Regions from separate parts of the Homo sapiens genome. Here region 1 is linked to region 2. The links are chromatin contacts, found by Hi-C or POLR2A ChIA-PET in ENCODE. All regions are on one chromosome and are shown on one strand. The core of a region is the stretch at or near the end of the contact, and the rest is flanking DNA. Distances in the headings are between cores, read along the strand shown. Region 1 overlaps KIAA1217. Region 2 overlaps KIAA1217.

Region 1 (5,692 bases), core at 1,071-3,570, 110 kb before region 2:
CTTTGTAGAACACCGGGCAGGGATACTTCAATTTCACTCTTTGTTAACTGGGAATGTGGAGGCTTAGGAAAGAACTCTGAGATTTGTGAATGTGATACCAGTCCTCCTATAGTTAACCAATGTGTTTGTTCATTCTCATACACTCTTGCATTTGTATGAGAATATTAACTATTTCAAAGCTCTCATAAATCTATTGCATCATTTTAGTCTTATATCAAAGTAGGAAGGGTGGATATTGAGACACAAAATTGAAGATCAATGACTGTGCTGTGGCATGGGTTGTCCAGTCAGGACAGTGGCCATACACAGTGGTTGGCCATAGTGAAAACTGGCTGAATAGTCACCCTGTATATGACAGGTTTGCTTTGCAATTTGTTTTTTGTTTGTTTATTTTTTGCATTGCAATGGCAAGGTCATAGAAATAATCTTGTCACCCTTCAAACTCACTACTTTGAAAGCCAGCACTCCATTGTATGCATATATATACACATACACACACAAAGTGTACTTGTTTTGTTTTTTTAAAAATCAGTCTCCTTACTTTGACCCATGAGAACAGGAGCACACAGGAGTTCAGACATATCCATTGGCCACATAGTACCTGAGATCTGTGAATGAGATCACAGTCGTCCTATAGTTAGCCAATGTGTTTGTTCATTCTAATACTTTCTTTCTTTCTTTTTTCTTTTCTTTTCTTTCTTTCTTTCTTTTTTTTTTTTTTTTTGTTTTTTTGAGATAGAGTCTCACTCTGTCACCCAGGCTGGAGTGCAGTGGTGCTATCTTGGCTCACTGCAACCTCCACCTCCTAAGCTCAAGTGATTCTCGTGCCTCAGCCTCCCAAGTAGCTGGGACTACAGGCGTGTGCCACAAAACCCAATTAATTTTTTGTGTGTTTTTTGTAAATACGGAGTCTCAGCATGTTGGCCAGGCTGGTCTCCAACTCCTGGCCTCAAGTGATCTGCCCGCCTCGGCCTCCCAAAGTGTCGGGATTACAGGCATGAGCCACCATGCCTGACTTAGCTTTCATTTGATGAGAATATTAATTATTTCAAATTGCTCATAAATCTGCATTACTGTATGTCAGATATTGGCTTTAGCATTTTTCTCAAGTTATTTCATACAACAAAGTATAATATAAACATCATTATTACTATGTCATGAATGAAGAAAGTGTACATGAAACATGCCTAAGGTAATATGCCCAAAGTCTCACAGATAGTAAGTGTTGAAAATGAAGCTTACGCCCAGTTCTTTCTCTTTCCAGAAATTATACTTTCAACCACTATCCTATATTCACTATAGGATTACTTTAGATTCTAAGATTCCTTAGGAAATTAGAAATTCTTAGAATTAGAAGCTGTTGGGATATCACCCTGAACTCTTTTTTGTTAAATGTTGCTGCTTTTTAGTTTATTTACCCTTGAAGGTCTTTGAGGCTTTATATTTTATTATTGTTATATCAACTATAATTCTTAGTGTGACTTATAAAGTCTCACAAGGCTACGTAATTTTATTCCATCTTTAAGTATTTTAAACAGTTAGAAAAGGAATTATATTACAATTAGATTTCTCAATTTAGTAGCTCTTTTTTTTTAACCCAAATAATCAGAAATTACTTTGCTCCCCCAGTTACTGACAGACTGTGTATCTTTAGGATATAATTACTTTTTTTTTTTTTTTTTTTTTTTTGAGACAGACTCTTACTCTGTCGCCCAGGCCGGAGTACAGTGGCACAATCTGGGATCACTGCAACCTCTACCTCCCGGGTTCAAGCGATTCTTGTGCCTCAGCTTCCCGAGTAGCTGGGATTACAGGCACACGCCACCATACCCGGCTAATTCTTTGTACTTTTAGTAGAGATGGGGTTTCACCATGTTGGCCAGGCTGGTCTTGAACTCCTGACCTCAAGTGATCCACCCACCTTTGCCTCCCAAAGTGCTGGGATCCTGTCACGCCCGGCCAAGATAGAATTACTTTCAAGACTATTTCCCAACGTTTGGTCTTGTTATATTCTTTAGTTTTGTGTCATGAGGCTACTAATTTTTTATTCCTCAGTGGTAACTTTATGAAATCTCTTAGACTTGCAGCAATCAAGCCTCTCCCTTCTATCGTGGGCTTTAACTATGCAAGCAGTCAGCCCATTACAGTTTTTTCACAGACTGGTTACATTCAGCCCGAGTTTGAACCAGGGCCATTTGGGGGCATTTGGAGAGGATGAAGATGGACCAAAAGCAATCAGTTGACCTGTGTCTTGTTTCCTCTTGAATTTGGGATTTCAGCTGCCTCCTTTGATTATGCTGGAGACTGTATCATACTCGCTAGGTTCAGGGCACCCCCTTGTGGTGCAACTCGAAACGTAATCAACGTGAGGAAACAGAATGATGGCCAAATGACGAGGAATGAAGAGGCCACGCATGTAGATATGATTTTATTGTTCTTCCCATTTTTAAAACTCTCAAATCAAATCTCCTGTTTTTCTCCTGTTGTTTCAAATTTATCAGTAGTTATTTCAATGCTAAGTGGTTTTTTTTTTTTGGAGGTAGAAACAAATCAGAAAAGCAAGCACAAATAATTTAATGCTACATCTCGGGAGTTTTTAAAAAAATTTTATTACAAAAGTAACCATGGATATTCTAGGAATGTTAGAAATAATAGACTAAGAGTAGGAGAATTATTTACAATCCCATGACCCACATAGAATACTTGTGTTAATATTTTGGTGTATATCCTTCTCCTATTTTTTTCTAGGCACATAGACTCAAAGGAAAGAAACCACATGCCACAAGCACATGCCATTTTTTTTTCTTATTTATGTTATTTTATTTTTTGAGACAGGGTCTAACACTGTCACCCCGGGCTGGAGTGTAGTGGCGCAATCACAGGTCACTGAAGCCTCAACCTACTCAGGCTCAGGTAATCCTCCCACCTCAGCCTCCCAAGTAGTTGGTACTGCAGGCAGACGCCACCATGCCTGGCGAATTTTTGTATTATTTGTAGAGATGAGGTTGCAACATGTTGCGCAGGCTGGCCTTGAGCTCCTAGGCTCAAGCGATCTTCCCACCTTGGCCTCCCAAAGTGCTGAATTTACAGGTGTGAGCCACAGTGCCCAGCCCATTGTTTTCTAATATGATTTTATCCACTTAATTATATGTGTGAACTTCTTTCCCTCCTGTTACATGATAGCTACTTCATCATTGCATGTGGTTGCCTGGTTTTGTTGGTTCCACTGTGTGTGGGCAAATACCATATCATGCAGGGCCTCCTTGTAGATAACTGTAGATTATTTTCTTGGGTTCTTTATTAGAAATAGAATGGCTGGGCCAGGGGCGATGGCTCACGCCTGTAATCCCAGCCCTTTGGGAGGCCGAGGCGGGAAGATCACGAGGTCAGGAGATCGAGACCATCCGGGCTAACATGGTGAAACCCCGTCTCTACTAAAAATACAAAAAATTAGCCAGGCGTGGTGGCGGGCGCCTGTAGTCCCAGCTACTCGGAAGGCTGAGGCAGGAGAATGGCGTGAACCAGGGAGGCGGAGCTTGCAGGTTCGGGCCACTGCAAGATCGGGCCACTGCACTCCAGCCTGGGCGACACAGCGAGACTCTGTCTCAAAAAAAAAAAAAAAAAAAAAAGAAAGAAAGAAAAAGAAATAGAATGGCTGTATCAAAAAGATATGCAAAATTGTCTTCTTGTTCATTTGTTAAAATAGAGCATCTTTTTGAGAATGCAATTTTTTTTAAATCTGCAAGTTCCTAACATTTGCATCCTTAGTCTGTGTTAGGAATTGTGTACAGTGTTTCACATGCCTGGATCTCACTTCATCCTCCCAGCAACCTATTATGATCCATTGCCACACCAACTTGCTGATGAGGAAAGTGGGGCTTAAGGAAATTAAAGAGCTGTTGTGGGACTTCCAAAGCAGAAGACAGTAGGCTTTCAGAAATTTGATAAAAATAGCACTTTGCATTTCTTGAATCTTGAGCTAAATGGAAATTAATACTAAACATTCTCCACTGGTAAAATAGAGAATAAGGATATTAACAGTAAAAGAAAAGAAGAAGAAAAGGAAATGTGCTTCCACAGATTTAGAAACATAAGTAACAATCTAAGTTAAGGCTTTGGCGATTAGATCTTCATGTTGGAAGATATGCTGGATGGCTCAGTGATTTGCTGTGCAATTACAAACCCGAGACAATTTGTAATACAAAGAGCTTTTCATGAGATCTTACATTTTTTTATGAATATATTTTCGTTTACCATGGTTAGTCTCCTAACTGGTTAAATTGCTTCCAGAGAGTCAAAATTTGACTCTATGTAAAGTGACATCAGAAAGTCTCTAATTTCTGGGCCGGGCGCGGTGGCTCACGCCTATAATCCCAGCACTTTGAGAGGCCAGGGTAGGCAGATCACTTGAGGCCCGGAGTTCGATACCAGCCTGGCCAGCATGGCAAAACCCTATCTCTACTAAAAATACAAAAATTAGCCAGGCAGAGGTTACAGTGAGCTGAGATCATGCCACTGCACTCCAGCCTGGGTGACAGAGTGAAACTGTCTCAAATTTAATTAAAAAAAAAGAAGAAGAAGAAAAGAAAATCTTTAATTTGTGAACAAAAGTGGAACTTTGGGTGAGTGCTTAAATTTTAGCAGCCTCCAGAGTTTCCTGATGTTACTCCCTAGAGATCAACAATTCACTTTTTCCCTCCTTTACTGATACTTTTCTTTGTGCCTTGTTATAGAATTATATTTATTATAGAAAACCCTGAAATAGACATAGCAAAAGAAATAAAATAAATATCGCTTGTCATTCAGACCGTTTGAAGTACTGTACGTGTGTCATTCATTTCTGGTTCTCTCCACTACATTTGCTCATTGTGTGGTTACCCAATATTTATTATTCTTGAGCAATTCTTCTCAGACTCATCAGCATTAGGAAAGAAACTCTGAACCCCTTTCCCTTCCTGCCACATTTAGCCTTTCAAAGAGATCTCAAGTGCCATTTAGTACAACAACAATGTCTGAAGTTTCTTTTTGCCATTTTCTTATGATAGCTGATGAATTTATTAGGAGTCTCTGAAATAATAAATGCTCTTCTGTTTAATTTTTACAGTATTATTATTTTTGCCATTCCTTGAGGTAGTTGAGTCTTCCTGTTTTCTCAGTAACATTCCTTTAGTTTTTTGTGGGTTTTGTTTTTGTTTTTTTTTTTTTTTGAAACAGGGTCTTACTCTGTTGACCGAGCTGGAGTGCAGCGTGCAGTGGCACAATCTCAGTTCACTGCACCCTCCACCTCCTGGGCTCAAGCAGTCCTCCCACCTTAGCCTCCCAAGTAGCTGAGACTTCAGGCGTGTGCCACTATGCCCAGCTAATTTTTGTATTTTTTGTAGAGATGGAGTCTCATTGTGTTGCCCAAGCTGGTTTTGCACACCTGACCTCAAGCACTCAGCCCACCTTAGCCTCCCAAAATGCTAGGATTACAGGCATGGGCCACCGCACCAGGCCCATTCTTTTAATCTTGATCTAACCTCTTTATATGTGATAAACTACTGATTATCATTAGCATAGATAATCCAGAAGTTCACTGAAAACACTCAACTCTGGTCTCATCCACTTTTTTTTTTTTTTTGAGACAGTGTTTTGCTCTTGTCGCCCAGGCTAGGGTGCAATGGCGCAGTCTTGGCTCGCCGCAACCTCCGCC
Region 2 (5,755 bases), core at 798-3,297:
ATTCTGGAGTCTCTAAATTCTACTTTTTATTGCAAGTGTGACCTTGGAAATCACATTGAAGACTTGAAAACATCCCTCCAGTGATGTCCCCTTACCTTCCCCCACATCCTAAGAGCGAGTTGCCTTAGGTTGGTCCCTGTCTTTTATGGTAGGATTCCCAAGTTGTCTGATCGTAAGGGTTCATTCTAGTTGTGGTTTTAAAACAAATGTTTCCCACTCTATATTGGGATCATTGTGTCATTTTTCTTCTTGGGCTCTGTTTAGAGCCAAGGATGAAATACATGATCCTGGTTCTTTTTAAAACTCCGTCTTAGAAAGTCAGTCACAGCTTGGCAAACCAACATAAGAATTCTGCCAAGACTTCCAACATCTAAGTCACCTGTGTTGATAGAGACATTCAACCTCAGATTACCAATTCTGTCACAACCGAATGTTTGTATTCAGCGCCACTGTGGATAACTCAGATTGATGGTGACTCTTTCGGTGACCCTTTTGGATGATGGCAAGATTATTTTGAAGTGGACAGGGCAGGGAAGACACACAGGATTAGCTCCAGATCCGGGCTGCTGACTGTTCATGGCAAGCAGCCGTCCTCATTGGCTGAGGTCCCATTCTGGTTGGTTGGTGTCCATGCCATACTGGATATTAGCTGTAAAATATTTCGACTATCACTGGTGTTTCCCACATGAATGCCCAATACAATGTATCAGAATTACTTTTAGTTAATTGTTATATTTCTTTCTAATCTCATCTATACATACCACTAGTAAATCTATTGAGATATTCTAGTTAGATCTTTAAATGTTTCATTTTAAAGGTTATTTATATATCTCCTAACCATTTTTTGCATGTCACCAAGCATGTTTTTAAAATACCTATGTAAATACCTTTGCTGTTTTCAAAGAAATGTACTCAACTTTTTATGAATTTAAATAAATTTTACATTTTCTTTTTACTAATATTATTTATCCTTCTGGACAGTTCTATACTCTCTAGAATATTTTATTTTATTTTATTTTACTTTATTTTATTGGAGACAGAGAGTCTTGCTGTGTCGCCCAGGTTGGAGTACTGTGGTGTATTCTTGGCTCACTGCAACCTCCGCCTCCCAGGCTCAAGCAATTCGTGTGCCTCAGCCTCCTGAGTAGCTGGATTACAGGCGCATGCACTGCGCCTGGCTAATTTTTGTATTTTTTTATAGAGACAGGGTTTTGCCATGTTGCCCAAGCTGGTCTCAAACTCCTGGCCTCAAGTGATCCGCCCACCTCAGCCTCCCAAAATGTTGGGATTATAGGCGTGAACCACTGCACCGAGACCCTAGAATCTTAATGTCCCTTTTTACACTCCTGCCAAAAAGAGGAAAGCTTCTGCTGGTTAATTGGGATCGTAGTCCCCCAGATAAAGATGTACTCTGAAGGTGGCTAAGGAAGGAAAAGAGAACAGGGAATAGTGACTGACCTAGTTAGGACTGTTGTTCATACCAAGAGGGTTCTAGATATTATATTGATTGATTGATTGATTGAGACAGAGTCTCACTTTGTCACCCAGGCTGGAGTGCAGTGGTATTATCTCGGCTCACTGCAACCTCCACCTCCCGGGTTCAAGCAATTCTCCTGCCTCAGCCTCCCGAGTAGCTAGGACTACAGGTGCATGCCACCATGCCCAGCTAATTTTTGTATTATTAGTAGAGAGGGGGTTTTGCCACGTTGGCCAGGCTGGTCTCGAACTCCTGACCTCAAGTGATCCGCCTGCCTCGGCCTCCCAAAGTGCTGGGATTACAGGCCTGAGCCACTGTGCCCAGGCAGTTCTACATATTTTAAATATTTTTCTGGAATTAATAACAATAATGACAACAGTACCTACCATTTGTTGTATGTGATTTGCCTTGGACACTGTGTAATGCTTTATAAACAGTGGCATATTTGAGTCGATGTGATGAATTTATCTCGATGTTTGTTTTGGTTGGTTATTGCATTGTGTAATCTGATTATGTGGAGAATTTGCCCACATATCCGCTGCTCGCTGAGCCAGTCCCTCCTGTATTTTATGACCTGTGAAGCCCTGTGCTGCTTCCTGCTGAGCCATACTTTGCTTTTTATTGAGCCCTGAATTGTGAAGGCAGAGTGAGAGAGGTATTTATAGAGGATCCGTGTCGCTCTCCTGCAAAACCTGTGTCACGCGGTTGCCCAGCCTCCCTGGAATGAGCATCAGTCAGGTGTATTATCATGCAATGACCTTGGGACTGTTCCTTCTGGTCTAAAGCACTGAGCACCTGAGTCATGAGGGTGTCCAATGAGCAGGGAGGTCCTCATGGGCTGGAGCATCAGGGCAGGGGCCATGCAGAGCAGACGCACCTGGAGCCTGACCTCGAACCTTCATATGGATCCCCAAGAACTAGCACATGGGGAGAGAGACCCTGGAGTGAGGACAGCATCAGGATATCACAAGTTAGGTTTAGAGAAGGGAGAACAGATTAGCCTATCATAATGGGAGCTCTGTGTGTGTTTTGGGAGGGGAGTAGAGAGGAAGTGGAGATAAAATTGTAATTGTGAGGGAGGAGCCTGCATACTCCAGGGGGCCCAGAAATAGCCCCTATAGGAGCCAAGAGGCCAATTCCGTGGTGCCCAGGTCATGTATTCAAAAAGGGCTCCCTTTTGTTGCTACATATTAGCACCTTATTTGCACTTCTCATTGGTCACTTTCATTATGAAATCCACTTGTCTATGTAAAACTTGCAGGGCAGGGATTCTACACCGCTGGATCCTTCCAGGAGCAAGATAAGGAAGCCATGGGAGTCCCACTGGTTGTTCCTGCATTCTTATCTACGAAGTTTAAGAAAGAAGGTGCCCTCTCCATGGCGCTTGGGAGTTTCCATGGAACTTGGGGGCTTCTTTAGAACTGTATCCTAGAATAACCCCAGGCACTTACCAAGTGCTTGGTAAATACTCTTTACTACATGCAGTGAATTTTTGTGATAAAGAAGCAGTTAGTTTGTATCCTGTGCATTAGGCTCTGTTTCATTTTCAACCTTCTCCTGGTGCCTCTACTATCCCTACTGTCTTCCACATCATCCACATCATGGGGTCTCTTGGCTGCTCATCTTGGTTCTTGCCATTCAAGCCCCCACCTCTTTCCTCGGGTCCCTCCCTCATCCACCCTCCAACCATTTATACCCTTCTTCTCTGTCACATCTCCTGGAAGTCAGGATAGGGACTGTGGGCTCCTGTGACCTCACCAATAGAACTTGAAGAATGGATGGAGCCTGTCTCTCCTTCCCTCAGTTATTTGGAGAATCTCAGTGGTCATTTCCCCACTGCACCTTGACCAAAGCAAAAATATATGAAATCATCATATCCTGAGTTATTTTTTTTTTTATTCTACTCCCTTGCTAAACACAGTAACATAGTTGCAAATTACAGTTGACCATTGAACAAGGTGGGAGTTAGGGATGCTAAGTCCCCCACACACAGTAAAAAAAAAAATCAGTGTAGAGGCCAGGTGCAGTGGCTCATGCCTATAATCCCAGCACTGTGGGAGGCCGAGGCAGGCAGATCACCTGAGGTCAGGAGTTCAAGACTAGCCGGGCCAACATGGAGAAACCCCGTCTCTACTAAAAATGCAAAAATTAGCTGGGTGTGGTGGCACATGCCTGTAATCCCAGCTATTTGGGAGGCTGAGGTAGGAGAATCACTTGAACCCAGGAGGTGGAGATTGCAGTGACTGAGCTGAGATTGCGCCACTGCACTCCAGCCTGGGAGACAGAGCAAGACTCCATCTCAAAAAAAAAAAAAAAAAAAAAAAATCTGTGTAGAACTTTTACCTCCCCGCAAACTTAACTACTCACAGCCTACTGTTGACCAGAACACTTACAGATGACTTGAATGGTCGATTAACGCATAGCTTGAATGTTATATATATTATATACTGTATTCACATAATCAAGTAAGCTAGAGAAAAGCAAATGTTCTTAAGTAAACCATAAGGAAGAAAAAAATGTGTTTCCTTTCTATTAAGTGGAAGTGGATCATCATAAAGGTCTTCATCCTCGTCAACTTCATGTTGAATAGGTGAGAAGGAGGAAGAGAAGGGCTTGGCCTTGCTCTCTCAGGAGTGGCAGGGGAGGGAGGATATCTGTGTATCAGTCAACCTGCACAGTTCAAAGCTGTGTTCTTCAAGGGTCCACTGCCATTGTACTCTTATTGCTTAATTATTTCCTTCCAGCCTCTCCATGCTGATTTCTCATAGGCTCAAATGAAGAGTTGGTGAATGAATGAAACTTCCCTTCCAGGTTTTCCCCCATGCATCTCCTTTCCCCCTGCTCATCTCCCTAGATTGTATCCACTTTGAAAGATGGGAAACATGGTTACTATTTCCCAGGGCTAACAGTAGAAAAACGTGCTCAGGACAAGTTTTAGAAGACTCAGCGTGAGCACTATTGATACACTAGACCTGCATTTATTAAGCAGCATCTCTAAGAAGCTGTGACATTAAAATTTAAGCCACCACACTATTTTTTCCTGAAATCCCACAAAATTGCACTCTCCATCAGGTGTATTCATTTCTTGTGGTTGCTGTAACAAATTACCATAAATTTAGTGGCTTAAAACGTCATGATTTTTTTAAACACCATAGGTGTATCATTTTACTTTTATGGAGATCAGAAGTCCTTAATGGATTTTGCACATCAATATCAATGTGTCGGCAGGGTCATCCTCCCTCTGGAGGCTCCAGAGTGGGATCCATTTCCTCACCTTTTCCAGCTTCTAGCAGCTGCCCACATTCCTTGGCTCATGGCCCCTTCTCATAGCACCTTCCAAACTCTTCTAACCCTACTTCCATCAGCATAGATCTCCCCTGGAGCTGATTTCCCTGCCTCCTTCCTCCGCATATAAAGACCCTTGTGATTGCCTTGAGTTCACCAGGATAAAGATCTCCCATCTCACCATCCTCAACTTCACCCCATCTGCAAAGTCTCTTTTGCCATGTAAGGAAACATATTCACAGATTCCAGGATGAGGGTGTATACATCTTGCAGGGGAAGTCACACGGTTACACACTGAGACTTCTCTTGAAACACGAATATCAAAGTCAACTTTCTGATCCCTTGTTTTCTTTTCAGATGCAGAGAGAACTTGTTTATGCAAGAGGAGATGGCCCTGGGGCCCCTCGCCCCGGATCTACTGCTCATCCACCCCATGCGATTCCAAATTCCCCACCGTCTACTCCAGTGCCCCATTCCATGCCCCCCTCCCCGTCCAGAATTCCTTATGGGGGCACCCGCTCCATGGTTGTTCCTGGCAATGCCACCATCCCCAGGGACAGAATCTCCAGCCTGCCAGTCTCCAGACCCATCTCTCCAAGCCCAAGCGCCATTTTAGAAAGAAGAGATGTCAAGCCTGATGAAGACATGAGTGGCAAAAACATTGCAATGTACAGAAATGAGGGTTTCTATGCTGATCCTTACCTTTATCACGAGGGACGGATGAGCATAGCCTCATCCCATGGTGGACACCCACTGGATGTCCCCGACCACATCATTGCATATCACCGCACCGCCATCCGGTCAGCGAGTGCTTATTGTAACCCCTCAATGCAAGCGGAAATGCATATGGAACAATCACTGTACAGACAGAAATCAAGGAAATATCCGGATAGCCATTTGCCTACACTGGGCTCCAAAACACCCCCTGCCTCTCCTCACAGAGTCAGTGACCTGAGGATGATAGACATGCACGCTCACTATAATGCCCACGGC

Evidence for each region. Hi-C counts contacts between places; a loop is a spot of excess contacts on that map. ChIA-PET counts read pairs that join two places held with the same protein, here RNA polymerase II (POLR2A). Pooled maps may share reads with other maps.
Region 1: a map of MCF 10A shows a loop between it and region 2 (2.3-fold over the local background). The contact joins two enhancer-like sites. A Hi-C loop is called at or near these places in 1 of 168 maps with a recorded cell type or tissue (MCF 10A) and 3 of 50 pooled maps. POLR2A ChIA-PET finds 5 or more read pairs at or near these places in 2 of 52 experiments (AG04450 and MCF 10A).

The regions. Positions count from the first base shown.
Region 1 is chr10:24,358,376-24,364,067 of GRCh38, forward strand. The region is part of intron 2 of KIAA1217; the gene reads left to right. Among named protein-coding and RNA genes, the nearest start is that of MIR603, 86 kb to the left of the region's middle. RefSeq lists enhancers at 2,134-2,213, 2,244-2,303. Within about 2 kb of position 2,321, at least 3 of the 41 ENCODE cell types and tissues checked have a DNase peak (open chromatin) inside an H3K27ac peak, as active enhancers do.
Region 2 is chr10:24,468,109-24,473,863 of GRCh38, forward strand. It overlaps KIAA1217, which reads left to right. Exons shown (of 21, transcript NM_019590.5): 6 at 5,120-5,755. Among named protein-coding and RNA genes, the nearest start is that of MIR603, 200 kb to the left of the region's middle. Within about 2 kb of position 2,048, at least 8 of the 41 ENCODE cell types and tissues checked have a DNase peak (open chromatin) inside an H3K27ac peak, as active enhancers do.